Linked DNA regions of Homo sapiens: regions 1 and 3 are each linked to region 2. Evidence: chromatin loops called from intact Hi-C (ENCODE). Cell type or tissue: mammary epithelial cell. All regions are shown on one strand.

Evidence for each region. A loop is a pair of places that touch in the nucleus more often than their neighbours do. Peaks named below come from ENCODE experiments on the same cell type or tissue, not always from the same donor. Only the 100,000 strongest peaks of a DNase experiment are listed, where the experiment ranks them.
Region 1: it touches region 2 in a loop (13-fold over the local background); 6 of 110 quality-filtered maps call a loop at or near these places.
Region 3: it touches region 2 in a loop (19-fold over the local background); 7 of 110 quality-filtered maps call a loop at or near these places.

Annotation. Positions count from the first base shown.
Region 1 is chr12:17,924,356-17,932,355 of GRCh38, reverse strand. No RefSeq gene overlaps it. Among named protein-coding and RNA genes, the nearest start is that of RERGL, 160 kb to the left of the region's middle. In mammary epithelial cell, a CTCF peak has its summit at 3,208 (motif pointing right); a DNase peak (open chromatin) is centred at 3,165; H3K27ac peaks cover 774 bases.
Region 2 is chr12:16,935,748-16,943,747 of GRCh38, reverse strand. All of the region lies in intron 3 of LOC105369677 (a long non-coding RNA gene), which reads left to right. Among named protein-coding and RNA genes, the nearest start is that of LMO3, 330 kb to the right of the region's middle. In mammary epithelial cell, a CTCF peak has its summit at 3,724 (motif pointing left); a DNase peak (open chromatin) is centred at 3,727.
Region 3 is chr12:17,584,966-17,592,965 of GRCh38, reverse strand. LINC02378 (long intergenic non-protein coding RNA 2378) reads left to right here and starts at 3,888. Exons shown (of 5, transcript NR_146522.1): 1 at 3,888-3,972; 2 at 6,681-6,735. LOC124902888 (a long non-coding RNA gene) reads right to left here and starts at 3,777. Exons shown (of 2, transcript XR_007063231.1): 1 at 3,583-3,777. In mammary epithelial cell, a CTCF peak has its summit at 3,771 (motif pointing right); no DNase peak of the experiment used is centred here.

The sequences.
Region 1 (8,000 bases), 990 kb before region 2:
AGCAAGGCAGGAGAGTCAGAAGTACAAAATGAATTTCACTAGCTTACACTCAAGGTCTCAGCAGGGCCACACTCTCTCCAGAGGTTCTTGGGGGAATCCATTTCCTGCCTCCTCTTATCTGGTGGCTTCTGGTGGCTGCCATCATTCATTGGCTTTTGGCTGTATTACTTCAATCTCTGTATCTATGGTCACATTGCACTTTCTTCCTTTGTGTGAATTCTCTCTCTGCCTCCCTTTATCTAAAGACATTTGTGATGGCATTTGGGGCCTACCTAAGTAATGTAGAATAATTTCTCCATTTCATCATTTGTAACTTTATCACATTTACAAAGTCTCTTTTACCATAAAAAGTAACATTCAGAGATGCTAGGAATTGGGATGTGGATATCTTGGGGATAAATTTTTAGCCTGTTATAGGCATCAAACTTTCCCAACCATACTGATTATTTCTGAGCTGGCACTCCCTCTTCATCACATAAGTGGCTAAAATAAGTTTATGGTTTAATACCTGTCATGCATATGTGACCTTTTAAATTCTACAAGTTGAATTGGTTTTCTTAAGAGTTTAATCATAGACTGTGGGATCGAGATTCAAACTTCAAACTGCATATATTCAAAAATTGGCTCATCTATAAACAAGGTGTCTGAACTTGGGGTGTTCATTTAAACTCTTGTTGCCACAATTTCTTCATTTACAAATGAAAATAATTATTTCCTAAATCAGATGTGAGGATTAAAATAATTCATGCATGTAAAGTGCATGCAATAGTATGTAGCGCATTGAAAAGAATTATTATCAAATTAAAAAAGAAAACACATTGAATCAACAAGATTCTTAGATTTCCTTCTCTCTAGTCAATATAATTACTAGTGTTTCACTATTTCTTTGTTTTTCACACCCTATGACTAAGGTGTAAGTGAGATGTTTTGTAAAAATAAATATAAAGATATATATTTTCTTTTTGAGATCCAAAAAAAAAAAAAAAGAAAATTTATCTGGGAGACTGTATATTTGACTTGAAATTCTTTTAACTAACTTGAACCACGAAGTTTTAAACCAAGCATTTGTCATTAACAAAATGTAATGTGTATTTTTATCAGACATATCGATTTTCTTTTTTTTTTAAAGCAGAAGCTGTGATCGGGAAAAGTAACATAGAATTTGTGCCTTCAATTCTTCAATTGCTAAAAGCACTAATTTCAAAACGTTTAATGTGTGCTTACCAATATTTAAAAAAATAACTTTTTAAAGCCTTATAGGTCTTATTTACTTTAACTTGCTGTTGACATTTTGGTATATCATTTGATTTCTATTAACTTTTTAGATAATAATATTTCAATTTGTGTATGATAATCTGTACTGTCCAATAGTTCTTCCATGATTGTCTTCACGGAAGGCTAGTACTTCAGAAATGGTCATATCTGCAGTACCCAAGCTATTAGCCACTTGTAGCTACTGCACTCTTGAAATGTGGCTAGATTGACTGAATCACTGAATTTTAAATTTCATTTATTTATTTATTTATTTTGAGACAGAGTTTCGCTCTTGTCACCCAGGCTGGAGTGCAATGGTGCAATCTCGGCTCACTGCAACCTCCGCCTCCAGGGTTCAAGCGATTTTTCTGCCTCAGCCTCTCAAGTATTAGTGGCTATGATACTAGGCAGGACAGATCTAGATTTAAATCTAACTATGTTGAAAAATACACTTAATTATTTCATATTTATATTTCTGAATATTATTCAACTCAGTGACCTAAATGACACTCTGGGCTTCAGCGTGGTGTAGAGGAATGATAAATAAATATTTTGTTTATACTCTAAGATTGACTTTAATGAGAAAGCTTTTTTGGAGAAAAATTTTTTTTAGGACTGTGGAAATACACATTTTTAAAAAGCTTTCTATATGTTGGTACCACAGAATTATGAAAAAATAAGATATCATAGTGGGAAAAAGGTAATGATAAAATATGAAAATACTATAGTGTTTTATTTGGTAAAAACTAAAGAAAACACAATTCAAAAATTAACAATTTATAAAAACTCAGGCACAGAGTTTTTAAGACAATGAAAATATTCTGTATGATACCCTAATGGTGAATATATATCATACATTTGTCCAAGCCTATAGAATGTAAAACACCAAGAGTGAACCCTGATAAATGTAAATTACAGGCTTGGGGTGAATGCATATGTGTCAATGTAGGTTTATCAGTTGTAACAAATGTTCGGTGCTGATAGGGAATGTTGACAATGGGAGAGGCTATTCATGTGTGGGATAAGAAGCACATGAGAAATTTTTGTGTCTTCAGCTCATTTTTGCTGTGAACCTAAGACTGCCCTAAATAAACTCTATTAAAGTAAATATATATATACCTGGAAGCATCTATATGAGTTAGATAAGGCAATCTTTTAGATTAATTTTAGCAAATATTTCCATATGTATGAAATAAAGATTGAATTACTGCTGTAGTATAAAGAGCTACTCATTGTTAGGGTCAGAGTTAAACCACATGTTCTGATGCTGCATTCTGTTTATTTTTTATATATAATTTCTGCAAATACATCTGTAGCAATAAAGTAAATGATATTCTAAAACAAAGTATTTGTCTTATTCATCACACCAACCTAACAAAATCTAGTTTTCATAAAATTTGCACTTCTTGCAAATTGTCTGCAGACAGCACTTGATAATAGTATCTGAAAAGGTAAAAACATTTGATAAATATATTAGAATCATAACTATTTGATTATGTTTAGTAATAAATATATTACTACTACTCTAAAGATAAATGGAAAAAAAGCATACTTTGGAGTCAGCTTTCCAAAAAATAAATAAATTACAGAAAGTCCTTTCATAAGTCAGAAATGTTGAATAAACTTAAATGATAATACTAAATAACCATACAAAATAAATGTACAAGCAATTCATAAGTTAAAAAGAAAGGAATTCCAATTCTAAAGGTAAACACTTTCTAAAATAATACTTTAATTTTTGTTGAATGAATAAAATATAGATCTTTTTCAGTTGATTTGTTTTTGTGGATATCTGATCTCATGTGAAATGTTGATTCCAGTCCTTTTGAAGCCATTTCCTTACTTTAATTGCATTGCAAAGGTGATTCACAAAGTAAGCATACATCGCATGCCAGAAATACAGACCTCATGATTCATAAGTTTGGATCATTTTCCTTCAAAGGCCAAAAGATGGTGCTGCTGTGTAGCTGAGTTATCATTCCTCAATAATCAATAGGCTTTCACCGTTTAATTCCACTGCTAAAATGGCGGAAATACATCTGTCATAAGAGCAAGTAAAACAGATCTAAACATGCAGTGATACAAATCAGTGGCAAATTAACTTAGGGTGGTACCCAATGATAATTGGATTTAGTGAAATCTGACAGTTGTATAGTAGCAAAGAGATTTATAGTCTCTTTTTGTGTTCTGAGAATTCAGTTTAGATACTCCTTGTAAAGAAGTTACAGATTAAGGAGAGAGAGAATGAGTCTTTGAAGAAATCAGTCACCTTATGAGGCTGGTCTAATGAGTCAAGTATTATATTCTCATTTTACAAATTTAGTAATTTTGTCATACCAGAATAAACCTCAAAATTGTTATTTCAAAACTATAAACTCGGTATCATTATGACTAAACCATAATACTATTCATTGCTGTCAGTATATTATTCAAAGCCAGACTTTTCCTGTTTTATTAATTTTAATTGTTATGCTTTATCACATCTGTATAGTCATTGTTTTCAAAGTGAAATAATTCTACATGGCTTATAATAGGGAAAAATTAAGAAAAAAATTCCCTCACACTTAGAGAATTCCAAATCTTCACTCCTGAGATGACATCATTAAGAAAAGTTTTCTTTCTGTATCGTATTATGCTATATGTCAAAAAAACATGATTATTCTATTATTTCTTGATTTGCTAGTGTTAGATGTATCTATTGACTTTCTAATGCAGAAGAGTTTTCTATTTACTCTACTTCATACACAAGAGAGTTGTGCCATACTTTTTATTTAAATTAATAATTAGTGTTTTTATTATGATTGTGTGAACACTATTCACAGTTGAACTATATATACAGTGTACTTTGATTACTCCTGATTTCTGTACAGTTTTGTGTTTTCTAGGAGATTATAGTCTATAGTGTTTTCTTAATACTGAGTATTTGTTACAATAGGTAATTTATAATCTATCTCCAATCTCTACTGAAGTATTAATTTCTCAACACATTTAAATACATACTCTGGTTAATCAACTAGTTTTTCTAGGAAGCATTATTCCTGGAATCCTCTATTCTTCCTTGGTGCTGAGGAATACTACATGCCTTTCTTCCTAAAATGTTTTCTTTCTGTCATTATTTACCTTTATCCAGTGTTGATTTTTTGGTTTGGATACTCATTTTCCCTGTCTTGCTTGCTCAGTTTTCCAGTTTCTTATGAAAAGTCCATGTAAAGTAAACTGACATGATTATCTCACGCTGCCTTTATTTTAACCTAAAATTGATTAATACATTTCTCTCTCAGATTTTGAGGTATTTCTCTATTGTCTTTAGGAAATTAGTGCTTCTATTGATAAAATTAATACTCATCTTTTAAATACTTTTTAGATAACATGTTTTATTTTCTGGAAATTTAAAAATTTTATTTTTTGTAATTCATGTTATTTTGAAATTTTATGGTGTTGAAACTCAATGTATGTCTGCTTTTGTTAATAATCTTACTTGTCTCTTTGAACTCTTTCAAAGTAGAAATTCATTTTTCTACTCTCTAATCTCAGATATACCTGACAATTTTGAGTTCAAATTTCATTTAAAATTCTCTATAGATTAAATCACCATTTTCTTCTTCTATTATGGTAAGGTAGTTATTCTAATATGTGTCATCAGAATGTATCTAAAGGTCGAACTGTTGCTTGTATATGCTTTCTTTTAACATTTTACTTTAATTTCTTACAGAGGTATAATTAACATACAATAAGCTGTGCATACTCAAAGTGCACAATCTGATAAATTTTCGTGTATGTACACAATGGAATCAACCATAACCACAGTAAAGACCATGAAAATATCCACAGCCCCAAATGGTTTTTTTTTTTTTTTTTTTTTTTTTTTTTTACTAGCAATCTACTTAGGAGTTAGAAGTGTAAATTTTTTACATGTGTATACTGTATTTGTGGTGAAGCCTTTAATAGTTGAACATTGTACATAACATAATTTTTCAAACCTCACCTACCTCCCACCCTCTCATCTTTTGGAGTGTTCAATGTCTATTATTCTACTCTGTATGTTTATGTGTACTCATTACTGAGTTACCACTTATAAGTAAAACATGCAGTATTTGACTTCCCGTTTATGAGTTATTTCACTTAAGATGATGGCCTCCAGTTCCACCTATGTTGCTGCAAAAGACATGATTTCATTCTTTTCATGGCTTAGTAGTAGTCTGTGGTGTGTGTGTGTGTGTGTGTGTGTGTGTGTAATGCATATTTTTATCCAATCATCTACTGATGACCATTTAGGTTGATTCCATATCTTTGCTATCGTGAATAATGCTGTGATAAAATTACAAGTGCAATGTCTTTGTGATGTAATTTTTGTTGTTGTCATTTGTTTTTATTCCCTTTGGGTATATACCCAGTAGTGAGACTGCTGGATGAACTGGTAGTTCTATCTTTACTTCTTTGAGAAATATCCATACTGTTTTCCAGAAAGGTTTTACTAATTTACATTCCCATCAACAGTGTGTAAGCATTCTCTTTTCTCTGCATCCTTGCCAACACCTGTTATTTTTTAACTTTTTATTAATAGCCATTTTAAATATCTAAGATGATATTTCGTTGTGGTTTTAATTTGCATTTCTCTGATGATTAGTGATTTTTTTAATGTTAGTTGGCTGCTTTTATGTCTTTTAAAAATACCTGATCATGTCCTTAGCCCACTTTTTAATGGGGTTACCTGCTTTCTTCCCTTGTTGAGTTCCTTGTAGATTCTGGATATTAGTCTTTTGTTGGAGGCATAATTTGCAAATATTTTTTCCATTTTGTAAGTTATCAGTTTACTCTATTGAATGCTTCTTTTGCTGTGCACAAGCTTTTTCATTTCAATAATCTCTATTTGTCTATTTTTGGTTTTGTTGTGTTTGGTTTAGAATTTGGTCATAAATAATTTTCCTAGGCCAATGTCCTGAAGAGTTTTTTTCTAGGTTTTCTTCTATGATGTTTTTAGTTTCAAGTCTATGTTTAGGTCTTTAATCCAACATAAGTTACTTTTTGTATGTGATGAGAGGTATGGGTCCAATTTCATTCTTTTGCATACGGCTCTCTATTCTATTTCACTGATACTACTGTCTACACTTATACAAGTTCCATGCTGTTTTGATTACTATAGCCTTGCAATATAATGTGATCCTCCAGTTTTGTTCTTTTTGTTTTGCTTAGGATTTCTTGGGCTATCTGGGCTCTTTTCTGATTCCACATGAATTTTATATTTTTTTTTTTCAAATTCTGTGAAAAGTGATCTTGGTAATTTGATAGAAATTGCATTGTATCTGTAGATTTCTTTGGGCAGTATCCAATTCATGAACATGGAATGTTTTTCCATTCGCTTGTGTCATCTATAATTTCTTTCATCAGTGTTTTGTAGTTTTCCTTATGGAGGTTTTTACCTCTTCAGTTAAATATATTCCTAGGCATATTAATTTTTTTATAGCTATTGTAAATAGAATTGCTTTTTCGATAGAGTCCCAGGCTAGATCACTCTTGGTGTATAGAAACACTGATTTCTGTACATTAATTTTATATCTTGAATTTTTAGTGAATTTATTTATTAATTCTAAGAGTTTTTTATTGGATTCTTTAAGGTTTTCTAGATGAAAGATTATATCCCTAGCGAACAGGTTTATTTTGACTTCCTCTTTTCCAATTTGAATGTTTTTTATCTCTTTCTGTTGCCTGATTGCTCTGGCAAGGGCTTCAAGTGCTATGTTGAATAGAAGTAGTGAAAATGGGCATACTTGTCTTGTTCTGGTTCTTACAGAAAATGCTTTCAGCTTTCCCCCATTAAACATGCTGCTGGCTGTGGGTTTGTCATATATTGCCTTTATTTTATTGAAGTATGTTTCTTCTATGCCTAGTTTGTTGAAGATTTTTTATTGTTAAGAGATGCTGAGTTTTATTGAATGCTTTTTCTGCATCTATTGAGAAGATGATTTTTGTCCTTAATTCTATTTATGTCATATATCATATTTACTGATTTGCATATGTTGAACCATACTGGCATTCCTGGGATAAATCCTATCTGATGATGGTGTATTATCATTTTGATGTCCTGTTGCAGTCAATTTGCTGACATTGTGTTAATGATTTATTGCATCTATGTTTATTATGAATATTGGTGTGCAGTTTTATTTGTTGTTATGGTGTCTTTGTCTAGTTTTGGTATCGGGGTGATATTGGTCTTGTAGAATGAGTTAAGGGGAATTTGTTCCTCCTCAATTTTTTGAAATATTTTCAGAAGGACTGAAATTAACTCTTCTTTGTATGTTTGCTACAGTTTAGGTGAGAATTCATCTGGTCCCAGGCATTTTTTTTAATTTGGATTTTTTTCATTACTGCTTCAATCTTGCTACTCCTTATTGATCTGTTCAATATTTATATTTCTTCCTGGTTAAATCTCTGGGAGATTGTATGTATCCAGGAATTTATCCATTTCCTCTAGCTTTTCTAGTTTGTGAAAGTGTAATTGCTTGTGAAAGTATAGTGGCTCAGAATAGTCTATGATTTTTTTTTCTGTCTGTAGTATCAGTTTTATTGTTTCCTTTTCCATTTCTGTTTGTTTGGATCTTCTCTATTCTTTCCTTTGGTAGTCTCACTGGTGGTTTATCAACTTCATTTATCTTTTTGAAGTACCAACTTTTTATTTCATTAATCCTTTGTATTGTTTTTCTAATACTGATCTCATTTATTTTTCTCTGATTTGTTTTTTTTCTTCT
Region 2 (8,000 bases):
TAACTTCATAGTGGTAATCATTTCACAAAATATATGCATATATTAAATTATCATATTCCCCTTAAAACCATACAATTTGTCAGTTATACTTCAATAACGCTAATTTTTAAAATTCAAGTTTCAATACTACTTTCTGAGCAATTCAAAGAGCAATTAGAAAATCAGTAAGGTACAATAGAATCCAATAACACAATATTCTTGACCAAATAAATTGATATTTATGGAACACTACAGCAATTAGCAGCAGGTATGGATTACATTCAAGTGCAAATGCAACATACACCTAGTCTAAGCAATAAAAGTACCCACAAATTTAAAAGAAAAAAAAAAACTATGCAAAATATATTAGCTGACCCCAGTAAAATTAAACTAGAATCAATAGCAAACAATGTCTGAAAATCAAATATTTAGAAATTAAACAATGTATTTCTAAATAATCCACAGGTCAATAACAAAACCACAAGGGAAATGAGACAATACAATTGAATATAAATGAGTGCATAACATACTAATTATTGTGAGATGAAGGTAGAGCAGTTCGAAAGGGTACTTTATAGCAGACAAAGCAAGAAAGTTCTCAAATTATTGGTGTATGATTTGACTTTTAAAGACTAGAGAAAAAGGCTGGGTGCGGTGGCTCACGCCTGTAATCCCAACACTTTGGGAGGCGGAGGCAGGTGGATCACAAGGTCAAGAGTTCAAGATCAGCCTGGCCAAGATGGTGAAACCCCATTTCTACTAAAAATACAAAAATTAGCAAGGTGTGGTGGCGGGTACCTGTAATCCCAGCTACTCAGCAGGCTGAGGCAGAGAATTGCTTGAACCCGGGAGGCAGAAGTTGTAATGAGCTGAGATTGTGCTACTGCACTCCAGCCTGGGTGACAGAGCAAGACTCCATCTCAATTAAAAAAAAAAAAAAAAAAGACTAGAGAAAAAGAATAATTAAATAAAAAAACAATTAAAACAGTGAGAATAAATCAAATAGAAAACAGAAAAATAAGCCCAGGAAGCTCAAAATTGCTCTTTTTAAAGTTCAATAAAATTGCTAAATATCAAGTAGGATGGCCCCCTCCATATACATGCTGTTCAAACTTGCTGATGCCAGAATGTCCACACTTATCAGGAGTACTTTCTGCACAAACCATCAATATCTACCATGAAGAAACAGCTAAACTGTTGAGAAGAAATAAAGGGAAGACACAGATGACCAATCAGAATTTTAAAATAAAACAACAGTGCAGAACCCACAATATTTAAATGGTGAGAGAATATTATGAGCGATTTACTCAAATCAAGCAAACCACCAAAGCTCACTCATTAAAGAGCAACAAAAAAAACTAAATATTCCTATATTTAAAAGTAATTACATTTGCAGCAAAACTTTTCACAAAGAAACTCTAAGCCCATAAGATTGTAGTGGTAAATTCTAGCAAACACTTAAAAAAATACAAGTCTAGACAAGCTCTTCTGGAAAATAAAACAAGAGGGTACACATCTCTACTCCTTGTATGATGGAGTATTAATAAGATGCTTAGAATGGTTATTGCAACAAAATTACAAATAAATTACAAATATCTCTAAACATGGATTCAAAAATAATATCTCAAATTTAGCTTATTGAAGTTAGCCACATAAAAAGGTAACACATCATAACCAGGTTGAATTTGTCCTGGGAATACAAGGTGGTTTAACATTCATAAATCAATCATTGTAATTCACTCTAGTAAGAGACTAAAATATAAAAATATATAAGCATCACAATAGATTCAGAATAGATTTGTAAATGGCAATTATCAAAATTCAACACACATATTTTTGAAAAAGAAAACATTTCTTATCCAACTACATAAAGCACAACTCTATAACTTTCATCACATGTACAGGTGAATAACTAATTATTTTTCCCTAAGATCTTAAATACAGCACAATAATATCCATTATTCCCACTTCTAGAAAATATTTTAGTGGAAATCCTCATCAGAAAAATAAGAGAAAAGAAGAAAAAAGTAAAACTATAAGAAGGAAATAAAATATCTTGATTCAGATTATGAGACTGACGCGCTGCTGGCTGCACTAATAGGGCTCGTAAAATATCTTGATTGAAATGACTGACTAGACGTAGCCACAATACATCTCTTCCAGAGAGAGCAACCAAAATATCAAGTATACCTCACACTTTGAACAGATCTTTTGAGCAAAAGCATTGAAATCTGATAGGTAATGAAAGACACTGGAGATATACCTAATGTAAATGACGAGTTAATGGGTGCAGCACACCAACATGGCACATGTATACATATGTAACAAAACTGCAAGTTGTGCACATGTACCCTAGAACTTAAAGTATTTAAAAAAAAAAAAAAGAAATTGTGGTTGAAAAGGGAGGAAGAAGGGCAGCCTGTTTGGAGTCTTCAGGTGCCAGACTGGCCCCCAGACCAGGACTGGACCCAGGGTACAGATAAATGAAGAAATCCAGGGAACTACATTTCCACCGTGGACCTCTGAGATCATAGCTACAGGAGTTCCCATGAACCCTGCAGACCTCTGGACTGGCAAGAGGAGCTGCCTGGAGAACACACAGAGGTACTGCTTGAACTTGGTGGAGCCTAGAAGGCTTGGCTGTGAGAGGCAGCTGCAACAAAAGATGACTCTGGGCACTCATCCCCCAAGGCCCTACATCCTGCAATGAGTGGTTGCAGCTCATGCTGTTTTCCTTGCCAGAAAAGAGTGGGTCCAGGCATGCTCAGATGCCCCAGAAAGGACCTATAGCCATTGCCATGGGACCAAGGTGCATATGAACCAGGCACACCTTTCCCTGCCAACCCCTACCAAGGCTGCCTGCCTGGCTGTTCCCAGGGGAGTGGGGGCACCGAATTCCCTTCATTGTCCCATCTGAGTGGCCTGGGAGCAGCTTCCCCCTATCAAAGCTGGTGCTTGACCCCAATGGACAAGAGGACAAAATCGCTGGCCCAGTCCCAGTTCCTTAGGACTGGAGCACACCATCCAGGGGTATAGAGATGAGATTTATGGCCTAATCTTCAGCAAAGAAGGAGTTCCCACTGTTAGGACACAGAGAATAGTGTGACATGGGTTTGTGTGGTGGTATGGGAGCTGGGCGCCCTTCCATTAGTGAGATCAGACTGGGGACGATGTGGCTTGATAGTCCTTGTTTCTCCCCCAGGGAGTCCCATAGTCCAGAATGCCTGAAGTGGCTTAGTGATCTGGGTGTAGACAGTTTGGGACAAATCTAGCTGGTTGGGCCTGTTGCTGGGGCCAGAGGCTTGGAGAGAGACCCCTGGGTACAGGAACTGAGCTTATCACACTTCGTGGTCACCATTTAGGTTAAAAATCCCCAGGTTGCCACTCCTCCACTAAGTTAGATATGTGGCAAAGGAATAGCAACTTTGCCTCTCCTAGGAGGGTTGTTCCAGTCACCTGAAAGCTGCCGCTAAACTCCCAGCAAGATCAGTGCTTTCACCAGCCTTGGAGAGCCTAGTCATGAGCTTGTCCAACCCAGCCCCACCCAATTTGGCCCGATTCAGTCACCATGGTGGCAGAGTGTGAAACAGTAACCCTGGGATCCTCAGGTCCTACCCATTGCCAGGAACACCCAGGTACTTCCGGTAATCAACAAAGGCCAAGTAAATATTCCAATGCCAATATTGCAATTGCCTCTTGCCTGCAAGCACCACCTTGTGGCTGAGACGTTAACCTGCAGAGTCTGTCACAACTTCTGACGTATTTGTACAGCACTCAGCCAGCTCTCACCCACAATTGCCACCTACTGTCCAGTAGCATGTACTGCACAACCAAATATAATTTTTGCTGACAGAGAAAACGCTGGGAAAGGACACAAGCCTCCAGAGACCTCCACTACCTTTTTCCTGTAAAAGACAGTGAGCCTGACCACAAGTGCACCCCATCACTACTACAGCCACAAACAATTAACATTTAAGAAAGCCACTACACTATAGCTCTCTACAACCAAGGAATTCCAACAGACCCTTCTGGAGGATAAGGGTCTGTAGGAATTCCTAGAAGCAAAGCCAAAAGACCCTTTGCAGCATACACAATAGTTACATCCTCAAGGGTTGGGGAAGTGAATCCCACTCAAACAAAAATAAATTAAAAAATAAGAAGTAACGGTTTCTACAGGTGAGAAGAGACCAGCACAAGAATTCCAGCACCATGAAGAAACAAAATGTTGTGACACGCACAAACAACCACACTAGTTCTCTATTAATGGATGATAACCAAAATGAAAACTTTGAAATGACACATAAAGAATTGAAAATATGGATTGTAAGGAGCTCAAAGAGAACCAAGAGAAAGTTGAAAATCATCACAAAGAAATCAGAAGAGTAATGCAGGAGATGAAAGATGAGATAGCTATATTAAAAAATAGACCAAACAGAACTTTTAAAAATAAAAAATTCACTGAAGAAATTTCAAACACAGTTGAAAGCTTTAACAACAGACTAGACCAAGCAGAGGAAAGAATTTCAAAGGCTGTAGCCCAGAATTTAAAGTTAACCCCATCATACAAAAATGAAGACAAATAATTTTTTAAATGAACAAAGCTTTTGAAAAATTTGAGATTATGCTAATGGATCAAACTTATAACTCACTGGCATTTCTGAGAAAGAAGAAGGAAATGTGGAAAAGATATTTGGGGAAATAATTTAGAAAATATCCCTAATCTTGCTAGAGAGGTAGACATTCAGATATAAGAAATTTGGAGAACACCTGTAAGATACTATACAAAATTAGCATCACCAAGGCATATAGTTATCAGATTATCTAAGTTCTATGCTAAAGAAAAAAATCCTAAAGGCACCTAAGGAAAAAGACCAAATCACTGAGGAAGGTAATCCCATCAGACTAATAGTAAACTTCTCAGCAGAAACTTTTTCAAGACAGAAGAGATTGGGGGCCTATTTTTAGCCTTCTTTAAAAAAAAATTGCCAGACGAGAATTTTGCATCCTGCAAAACTAAGCTTCATAAATAAAGGAGAAATAAAATCTTTCCCAGAAAAACAAACCTAAAGGAAATGAAAGCACAATACTTCTGTTACCATAAAAAGCATATGTAAGCACATGTAAGTAAAAAGTTAACAGATTCTATAAAGCAATTATGCAATTGAAACTACAAAGCAACTAGCTAACAGCACTAGGACAGGAACAAAACCTCACATGTCAATATCAACTTTGAATGTAAATGGACAGAATACTTCATTTAAAGAATATACTATGGCAAATTGGATTTAATATATAAGACCCAATCAGGAGTTCGAGACCAGCCTGGCCAACATGGTGAAACCCCATCTCTATTAAAAATATAAGAATTAGCCAGGCGTGGTGAAGTGCATCTGTAGTCCCAGCTACTCAGGAGGCTGAGGCAGGAGAATTGCTTGAACCCGGTAGGCGGAGGTTGAGGTGAGCTGAGACCGTGCCACTGCACTCAATCCTGGGTGACAGAGCGAGACTCTATCTCAAAAATAATAATAATAATAATAATAATAATAATATACATATATGACCCAATCATCTGTTGCTCTCAAGAGACTCACCTAACCTGTAATGACACTCACATACTTAAAGAGACAGAGAAATACATGTCACACAAATGGAAACCAAAAAACAGCAGGGGTTGCTATTACTGTATCAGATAAAACAGACATTAAACGAACAACAGTTTTAAAAAAGACAAAAAGGGCATTATATTATGATAAAGACTTCAAGTCAACAAGATTTAACTATTTTAAATACATACACACTCAACACCAGAGCACCCACATTTATAAAACAGTTTCTACTGGACCTACAGAAAGAGGCAGGCAGCTATACAATAATAATGGGAGATTTCAACACCCTACTGACAACACTAGACAGATGATTGAGGCAGAAAACTAGCAAAGAAGCTTTGGGTTCAAATTGGACTTTTGACCAAATGGACCTTAGGCATCTACAGCACATTTCACCCAATGATGGCAGAATACATGTTCTTTACATCTATGCATGGAACATTCTCCAAAATTGACCATATGCTTGATCATTAACAAAGTCTCAATAAATTCCAAAATCAAAATCATATCAAGCATCTTCTCAGACCGCAGTGGAATAAAATTAGAAATAAACCCAAAAAGGAGCTCTGAAAACCACACAAATACATGGAAACTAAACAACCTGCCCCAGAATGACTTTGGGTAAACAACAAAATTAACGCAGAAATCAAAAACAAATTTTGAAATAAATGAAAGTAGAGGCACAGCACACCAAAACTTCTGGGATACAGCACAAATAGTGTTAAGAGGAAAGCTTACAGTGCTAAATGCCTATATCAAAATCAGAAAGGCCTCTTATTAACAACTTGATGTTGCACTTTAAGGAACTATGAAAACAAGAACAAACCAAACCAAAAGCTAGCAAAAGAAATGAGATAACAAAGATCAGAGCTAAACTAAATGAAATTGAGGCAAAAACGTCATGCAAAGGATTGATGAAACAAAAAGCAGGTTATTTGAAAGAATAAATAGAACTGATGATCTGCTAGCTAGATGAACCAAGAAAATAAGAGACTGGTTGGGTGCGATGGCTCATTCCTGTAACCCTAGCACTTTGGGAGACTGAGGCAGGAAGATCACTTGAGCTCAGGAGTTCGAGCCCAGCCTGGGCAACATGTTGAAACCCCATCTCTATAAAAAATACAAAAAAAAAAAAATAGCCAGGTCCAGTAGTGCATGCCTGTAACCTCAGCTACTTGGGCAGGTGAGACAGGAGGATTGCTTAAACTCAGGAGGTCAAGGCTGCAATGACCTGAGATCACACCACTGCACTCAAGCCTGGGTGACAAAGTGAGACCATGTCTCAAAAAAAAAAAAAAGAGAGAGAGAGAATTCAAATAAGCACAATCAGAAATGATAAAGGTGATGTGACAAATGATACCACAGAAATACAAAAGATCTTCAGAGACTACTGTGAACATCTCTATGAGCACAAGCTAGAAAACCTAGAGAAAATAGACACATTCTTGGAAACATGTAATTGCTCCTTATTGAACCAGGAGTACACTGAAATACCAAATGGACTGAATTAAGATTTATGAAATTAAATCAGCAATAAAAAAACCTATCAACCAAAAAATCTAAGACCAGATGGATTCACAGTCAAATCTACCATACATACTACGAATCTTACTGAACCAATTCCAAAAAATCAAGGAGGACAGATACTCATTTTATGAAATCAGTATCATCCTGATACCAAAACCTGATAAGAACATAACAACAAAAAATACTACAAGCCAATATCTCTGATGGACATAGATGCAAAAGTTTTCAATAAAATACAAACAAAATTTAGCAGCACATTAAAGAGATAATTCATCATGGTCAAATGCATTTTATTCCAGGGATGCAAGGATGATTCAACGTATGCAAATCAACAAATGTGTCACCACCCAAACAGAATTAAAAATAAAAACCAGACAGACACGGTGGCTCACGCCTGTAATCCCAGCATTTTGGGAGGCTGAGGTGGGTGGATCACGAGGTCAAGAGATTGAGACCGCCCTGGCCAACATGGTGAAACCCCATCTCTACAAAAAAATACAAAAACTTAGCTGGGCATGGTGACGCAAATCCGAGCTACTCAGGAAGCTGAGGCAGGAGAATCGCTTGAACCTGGGAGGTGGAGGTTGCAGTGAGCCAAGATCACTCTACTGCACTCCAGCCTGGTGACAGAGCAAGACTCCATCTCAAAAAAAAAAAAAAAAAAAAAAAAGATAAATAAATAAATAAAATAAAAGCCATATGATTATCTCAAAAGATAAAAGAAAATAATTCAATAAAATCCAACATCTCTTCATGATAAAAACCCTCAACAAATTAGGCATCAAAGGAACATACCCCAAAATAACAAGAGCCAACTATGACAGACCCATGGGCAACATCATACTGAATATGGGGAAAAGACGAAATCATTTTCTCTAACAATTAGAA
Region 3 (8,000 bases), 650 kb before region 2:
ATGAAATATAGTTCATAGGGGCTAGAACGGACATAAACTAGATATTCTGTGATTTGGTTTTCCAAAGCCCAGACCTGACACCAGACCCAAAGCAATTAAAAAAAAAAAAAAAAAAACCTAGATTTGAGCTGAACACCCAAACTAAAACTACATCCCAATGCACCATTAGCCGTTTTCTTAACTTTCTGTTTCAATCTAGCCCTAAGGGCAAGTTCCTCACTGTGAAAAGTGATCAAGTGATTATTTCCCAAAGGCTTTAAATGAGGTTCTTTATAGGCCCAGGAAAGAGGTCATGTGGGCCTAGTAAATTGTTAGATAATGTGCAGCCAGTACTGAAATGTGACCTCAAACGTAATGTGGGAAAAGGCGGCCAAGAGGAGGAAATGAAACAAACTGATTTCCAGAGCCTAAGAGTGTGAGAAACCAGTATAAAGCAGTAGACCCTTTGATTGACTTTGACCCTGCACATTTAGGAGGAGGGCAAATACGACACTAATAAATATTGAACACTTAACATATGGCAATCACTGGGCCAGACGACTTATTAACTGCAGAAAGAACTATGTAATTTATGTGCCCCGTGGAAAATGAAAATTGGGGGGCCCTATTCAAACATTATTAAGAATTTCCATAGAGCAACAGGAGAGCATTAAACTAACTGCAGGGCTCCTCTAAGCACAGGGTGCTGTGCTGTGTGTGTAGGCAGTTCCCATGTCCACGAAGCTGGCTCTGATGGTTTGTCACTGGTGCCCTCACAAATGCTCTGTAGCATATTCTATTATCCCTCTTCTATGGTTAGAAAACTGAAGCTTAGAAATATCTATTATAATTTTCTCAAGTTTACACACCATGCAAGCGACAAAAACAGGCATATATAAAAATAGCCTGTTTTATTTTAGCAGGTGATATGTTTTAAAGGCTCATAAAGCACAGTAGAGGAATTATATACACCATCTTAAAAATATGTATTTACTGTTCATACACTGTTCATTTCTGATCATCTCTTGATATATTCTCATATATATCAATATATGAGAATCTCATATAGCATAGCAAACACACTTCCCTCTGCAAATGCCCTGCTAATACTTTTCCAAATTAGAGTGTGGTTATACATTCAGCGGATAGAATACTGCACTACAGTTATGATAACGAGAGCAGTCTTTGAGTTTTTCAGCATTGGTATACAGTTAGGACTCCATTATCAGCAAAGACACAGGACTAGAATGGTTGAAGCTGAAGATTCAATGGACTGCTTCATGGATGGTCCTCCAAAAGTTCATTAATATTGAAAGCCAGTGTAATTACTCTCACAAAATCCCATGATACTTGCAAATCTTATTTTTTTTTTTTTTTTGCCAATTTTTCATTTCTGTTTTGTAATAGAGAGGTGGCCTTTTGCCCACAGGAGCGCACCCCGTGAATCACCAGCACTTGCACTGTGCCACGGAAGGGGAGCTGCCATATTATTAATTTTTTTTTGAGGAAGGTAAGTGAGAAAGGACATGCTGTAAATAGCATGTGACTTCCCTCTGAACAAATTAGGTCCTGTGAATTGCATAAGTGAGCAAATCTAATTTTAGTGAACAAAAGAAGCTGGGAGATGCTGAGTGTAATTTTTATGTAAAAATAAGAAGTCTCCAAAGACAACTCTCTTTAAACAGATGAATGCAAATTACCAAAGTCATCCAAATAGAGAAGGTTGATTTATGCATTTTCCATTGTATCCTTCAACAAAAAAAGCTTTTTCTGTTTCCAAATAGTATGCATTTGGGGTAAAGTTTCACTTTACGCACCAAGAATGGCTGAGAGAAGAGAGCTCCAAAGCAGTCATGTAGAGAAATTGTTTCTCTATCTTTTTTTTTCTAGAACACAGCTTCTGCCAAATAGTCTGTCCAACTGTCTACTGTATCCACTTTTAGCTACTTGAATTTTAATTAAAAGTTTCAATGTTATATATCAGAATATATGATTAATTCTCCATTGGCACCCTATGTCTTCAGCAGAGGGCAGACACGATAAGAGAAAAATCAATTCTGCTTGAACATAGCTGCTAAATTCCCAAATCGACACCAGCCATTTTAGAAGATGGGTCTTATTCCATCACCCTCACAGCATTGTCAGTGCTTACTAGTTTAGTTGTAGCTTTCAGTGCACAAATATCTTAAAACTGCCAGTGAATTGTTAACTACTAATACAATCCTTAGAGGATTGTCTGGTTCAAGACAATGTGCTACTTGTATGGTTTTCACTACTCCTACAGGGTTTCTTCTTCTCCTGTCCTCTTTCCAGTATGGGCCTTTCTAACAGCAGCTTTTATAATCTATAGCAAGAACAAAGGAGTGTAATTCTCTCTCTTTATATATTCCTGTATGTGTGTGTTTGTGTGTTTTCATCCATATACCCATATTAATTCAAGAAGCATTTAATGAGTGCCAGCTACTTAAACCAATCATGCTTCTAAGAACCGAGGATCTTTCAGACAAAATCTCTTGGAGCTTAAAGAGTAGCAAGTGACATTTGTTGTTAGTAAAATAATATTTTTAATTACTTAACTGGCAAATTTTTGTCACCCTAGTACTGTGCTTTCACCTTAAAACCCAGGCTTTCACCATATGTGATTATTTTGGAGACCTTCTCATGGTATATGCTTCAAGTTTTTTGTGACTTTCTCTGTTTCCCTTACATCTAGATTGCCTTTTTTTCCTTTTAAAATGTGTAAATAAAATGTCCCCAATTCTCTATCTTTATTGGTTCATAATTTTAATTTTAAAATAAAACAGCTTCAGTATTTAATCCTGTAACTTACATGAAATTCATTGTCCACCTTCTCTCAAAAGATTTTTAAGGGTAACTAGAATCTTAAATTTCCATGGTTACATCTCACTACATTCCTTTTACCTCTGAATTTTCAGTATATATTTTTGTGTTGAATCCTATGGATCCTAGCCACTTTCCTTTTTTTTTTTTTTTTTTGTCTCTTTACTTATGGAATTTGTTATTTCTCCTTCATTTTCTAAAGGTTTTTTCAAGGCTTTAACAGAAGTTTGGGTATAATTATTAAGAATCACTATAGTATAAGCACAGTCTAGAAACCAATTAAATTTTCTCTGTGTTACATATCAATTTGGTAAGGACTATGTAATTCCTGCCATGAGGTGGAAATACTGGATTCTTCTCTTGGCCCTAAGTTTCGTTTATTGACCTGTTGTTGGTCCATCTCTCTAGAACTCTCGGCTGAGCTTCAGGCCTTACATTCAGTATGTATTCTATCTCATTGTTGGCATTTCAAATGTATCTCAACTTCATATATCTAGACTGAATTCATCATCTTTCTTTCCAAAACAGGCCTTCTCTCAGTATTTCTTATCTAAGTAACTTTGGTAATTTTGCCATTTGTTTATTGCTTAAAAATCAGTAACCCAGTCCAGTCTTAGAACAATGTTATCTTCAATGCAGCCCAAAATAAACAGAAATTAAAATATTTTAATCTTTAAGCTCTTTCAAATATATCAGGTGCTACAAGTACATTGTTAAATAAAATAGATATTTAATCACTGGAGTGCATTGGCGCGATCTCACCTCACTGCAAGCTCTGCCTCCCAGGTTCAAGCCATTCTCCTGCCTCAGCCTCGTCACCCAACCACTAGACTTCAGAATCTCCCAGAAGGTTCTTTTTTCTTCCACAAATACATTTTCTTTCAACCAAGGTGTCCTATTCTGACATTGTCTCATTTTACCCGTATTGTGCTTATTTCCTGCTCTACATGCCTTGTCCTCCAGGAGGCTCCAGCTAGTCACTATGCAACACTCTTGCTCCATTGTGATGAGGGAGCGTTTTTCTTCTTCTAATGCCCGTTGTCATTTTGTTGCAGTATCTGACTTCAGCGATTTGTCTTCTTGTCTCAATAAGTGTAAGAAGTGGGTAGAGGATGGAAAGGGAGAAGAAAGGATTAAAGTTAAGCCTGAATGGTAAGAATCCTCTCTTCAGATACCCATATGTAAATAATGTTTGCCCCATCAAATGTCTGTGTGTCTTTCTCATCATTATATGTTCTTTTAAATTGGGATTGTGTTTCTGAAACCTCAGTGACTCAAATGTTTGCTGAATGAAGTAGCAAATGTCAAATTTCTGCTGGTAGGCATGTTCCATTATTAATTTGCTGCGATGTGTATTAGTTTGTAGCTCCAATATGTGTTTTTGAGTCTGAGAGGAGTTCTTTATTTGATTTTTGTCTTGTAGAAAACAAAACAACAACAAAAAAACTGTGACTTTTTGTTCTATTTTGAATCGAATGTAATAGAAAGCAACTCACTGCCTCAATGTATCTTCCCTGACATCTGCCAGTTTCTCTAAAGCTTACAATGAGAAGGCCTCTCTCAAGGGTTTTAGATATTTTAGATTATTTTGAGATCACATGCATATAAATTGTATATAATGAAACATAGTTTAAATACTTTAAAAGTATTCTACTTTCAAAATTGCAAAATAAAGTTGCTATTCCTGAATCACTTGGGAAGATGTTGAATAGAGAGGCTTTATGTATTAAGTATATTACATACTTATAAATATTTTAAAATCTTTTATACATTGAAATATATTAATTATAACATTATCTTCAAAATACCAGAACACAGGAACTTAGGAGTTAAAATCGAGGGAAATTATATTCTTTACCTACTCTAATGTGACTTAATTTTGCAAAAGTATGTAGACAGTGGGAAAATGTTCATACTTTATGTGTTATATTAAAGAGGAACCATGGGGGCATATTAAGTCATATATAGGTGCATATTTCCTTAATGTCAAAAGTTCAAATAAAATATCTAATGTATGTACTTTTTAATATTATTTTACTCCAGAATCTCATTATGTTTCATTATATTAAAATAATGTACTGCATTTTGTTATGTGATTTGTGTTTTCTGCTTCCTGTTTTTCTCTCAAATGTGTGAAAATGCTTTGTGTCACTAATTTTATCTTCATTCTGATGTCTCATTAGTAGGTATTATTTTCAAAGATATATGTTTTTGTATGGAAGTAAAGATGTAAACTATTCACTTCCCATTGTTTCTAAAACATCGTTATCGTCCATGTTCAAGCAGAAACACATTGTTTAATTGTGCTAGCAGCATTTGCACAAAAAAGCTTCAACCCCCAGCTCTTCCACATAACATTCTGAGGATTTCATGGCCCCAGTTCTCCATTTTAAAAATACAGTTAGAGGATAATTTTGATACCTTTCAACCCTTAACTTTGACAAAGAAAAAAAGGTATCACTTAACCATTTTGTTGATATTTTATTTGTACTCCCTTTTCCAAGAGGAGTTAAGTTAGATAAAAAGATCAGCAGGATAGGCCTCCAGGCTGAGGCTACCCAGGATTGGACTCAATGTCTGGAAATCACTTCTGTGATTTTAATATGAGTTGAGTTTCTGATCAACAGTTTTGCAGGGATATAAATGTCACACATTGTACATGACACCCCCCCCATGTCAGCCATTATAAAGATATTCTATACTGCCAATATTTTAACATCAATTAATCACTGTACTTCTAAATGTGTTGAGTTGGTTTTATTATGTTCACAGTGTACTGATGATTTTATTTATTCAACAAATGTTTATTAAGCACGTAGTACAAGTCGGTCACTGTGGTAAGTTTTGGGACAAAGCTTCTTACCTCATATGCCTGATACTATAATGGGTAGACACTAAATAATAAACAAATTAACACAATAATTATAAAACAAATACAACATTGAAGTGTAAAGTGGCTGGCAAAGCTAATTAAAGCTAACTAGCAGTAGCTTTCACATAAAGATCATAAAATATATTAAATAGTGGGTTGAGCTATATTCTCTACCAAGAATATAAGAAGCCGAATCTTTTGAAAATTAAAGAAGCACATTAGGGAACGTGGCTGTAGGAGTGTATTTAACTATCCCAAGGTACAAATAAGTACAAAGAGAAAAGGTTCTTTTTTAATAGACTAAACTAGATTAAGAAAAAAGTTTCAGAGATATACATTAATAATCAATATGTATTATTAATATTTAATTAGCTTACTTGCAACTGATGAGTTTGTATATTGTCACCTGAACAATAAAAAGACAAAAATGAGGGATTTCATTCGTATTTAGCTGCCAAGAAAATCTTTTAGACAATTTATTATTTTTGATGGTAGAAAAAAGGGAAGGAAGAGGCCGGGCGAGGTGGCTCACGCCTGTAATACCAGCACTTTGGGAGGCCGAGGCGAGTGGATCATGAGGTCAGGAGATCAAGACCATCCTGGCTAACACGGTGAAACCCAATCTCTATTAAAAATACAAAAATTAGCCGGGCATGGTGGCGGGCACCTGTAGTCCCAGCTACTCGGGAGGCTGAGGCAGGAGAATGGCGTGAACCCGGGAGGTGGAGCTTACAGTGAGCCAAGATCGCGCCACTGCACTCCAGCCTGGGCAGCAGAGCTCAAAAAAAAAAAAAAAAAAAAAAGAAAAAGAGGGAAAAAAAAAGGAAAGAAAAAAGGGAAGGAAGAAAATGGGATCTTTAAAGTCTGAAAGTTAAAGTTGGTTTGGGGGACAGTTAAGGAATATATATTATTGATCATGTTTAAATCTCTCTACATTTTTATCTCCAATTTACTTTGTTGTTCACCATAATATTCTCTTCACTTCTAGTTTCATTCTCCACCTTAACATGACCGCATCTACTAATAGCCAATAAAATGAATTGGTGAGTTGTTTTGTTTTTATATCATTGGCTTTGTGGTCTTTTCCTCTGTTCAGGCATTAAACAAATTACTCTTTCACAGAAACCATTACTTTATTTTCTTAGTCTTATTTATATTGATTATGAAATAATCAAATTATAGTATCAAATGGACAAAATTTAATTTTTTTAAAAGGCCTCAGACATATTCACAATAAGAAGGTGTAATTAGTAAATCTGCAAATCAATGGTATATTTATGCAAAGTTGACTCAAAACGGTGCTTCCATGTTAGAGAATTAATTATGCAAGTCTTCGTCCAATCTGGGCTCATTCTTGTAGGACAGTAACAAACGCTACCAGAGTTCACTGAAGCTTAGGACTCTCTTTTTAAAGATATTCGAAGTCGTTTGGTAACATGAGAATTTAGAATGACAATAAAAATGACTCATTGAAAGGCAAACAATATTAGAGATAAACCCTTTTTTGATTTAAATAATTGATAAAATGTATGTGATATATTAGGCATTCTAGTATCAAATCCCAATCATTTGTCATCAGTTGATTGACAGACACTTAAAATAAAATTATTATACCTGTGTTTAGATAATAGGTTTATTCTTGTTCCCGGTTCACATCTTTTTTGTATCTTGTTTCTACCTTAAACTGGTAAAATTATTTAGTTTTTCTCTTTCATCCAAAAGAATTGTCTACTTCTAGAATCAATTATAATAATATATAATATCTAATATTGGTATCTAATAAAATGTTTATAATACAGAAACATTCTACATATGAATAATTCTTAGAACATCTCAATAAAAGAAAAATAATTCTAAAACTTTATTAATGAAGAGTCATTACTTTTAAGTAGAATTAATCCAGTTTTCTCAAAATCTATTCAGAAAAAGCATTTACAGCTTGTCAGAATTAATTTAAGCCTTACTTGTATAGTTTTTATTTTTTACTTGTTTCTGGTTAATATGCCTGAAGAGCTGAGATCCAAAAAAATAATTTCTGCCATAGAATCAGAAAAAACAAAACAAAACAAAACTGGGGATGAAAATCAAGTGTAGGCATTACAAATTAACTTTCTTGACCATTTAAAGATTTTAGATAGTTCTTAGGAAATATTTAATTTTGAGTAGAACGTTTTGTGACTAGGCTTACTAAGATAGTTAATTTTTTTAAATCAGAATAACTAGATCAATTGCCTTGTTGCCTAAAATCTTAAGTTTTTTGGCCAAGCTGATGTTGGACAATTTTTTCTGCCAATTTTGAATAATAGAT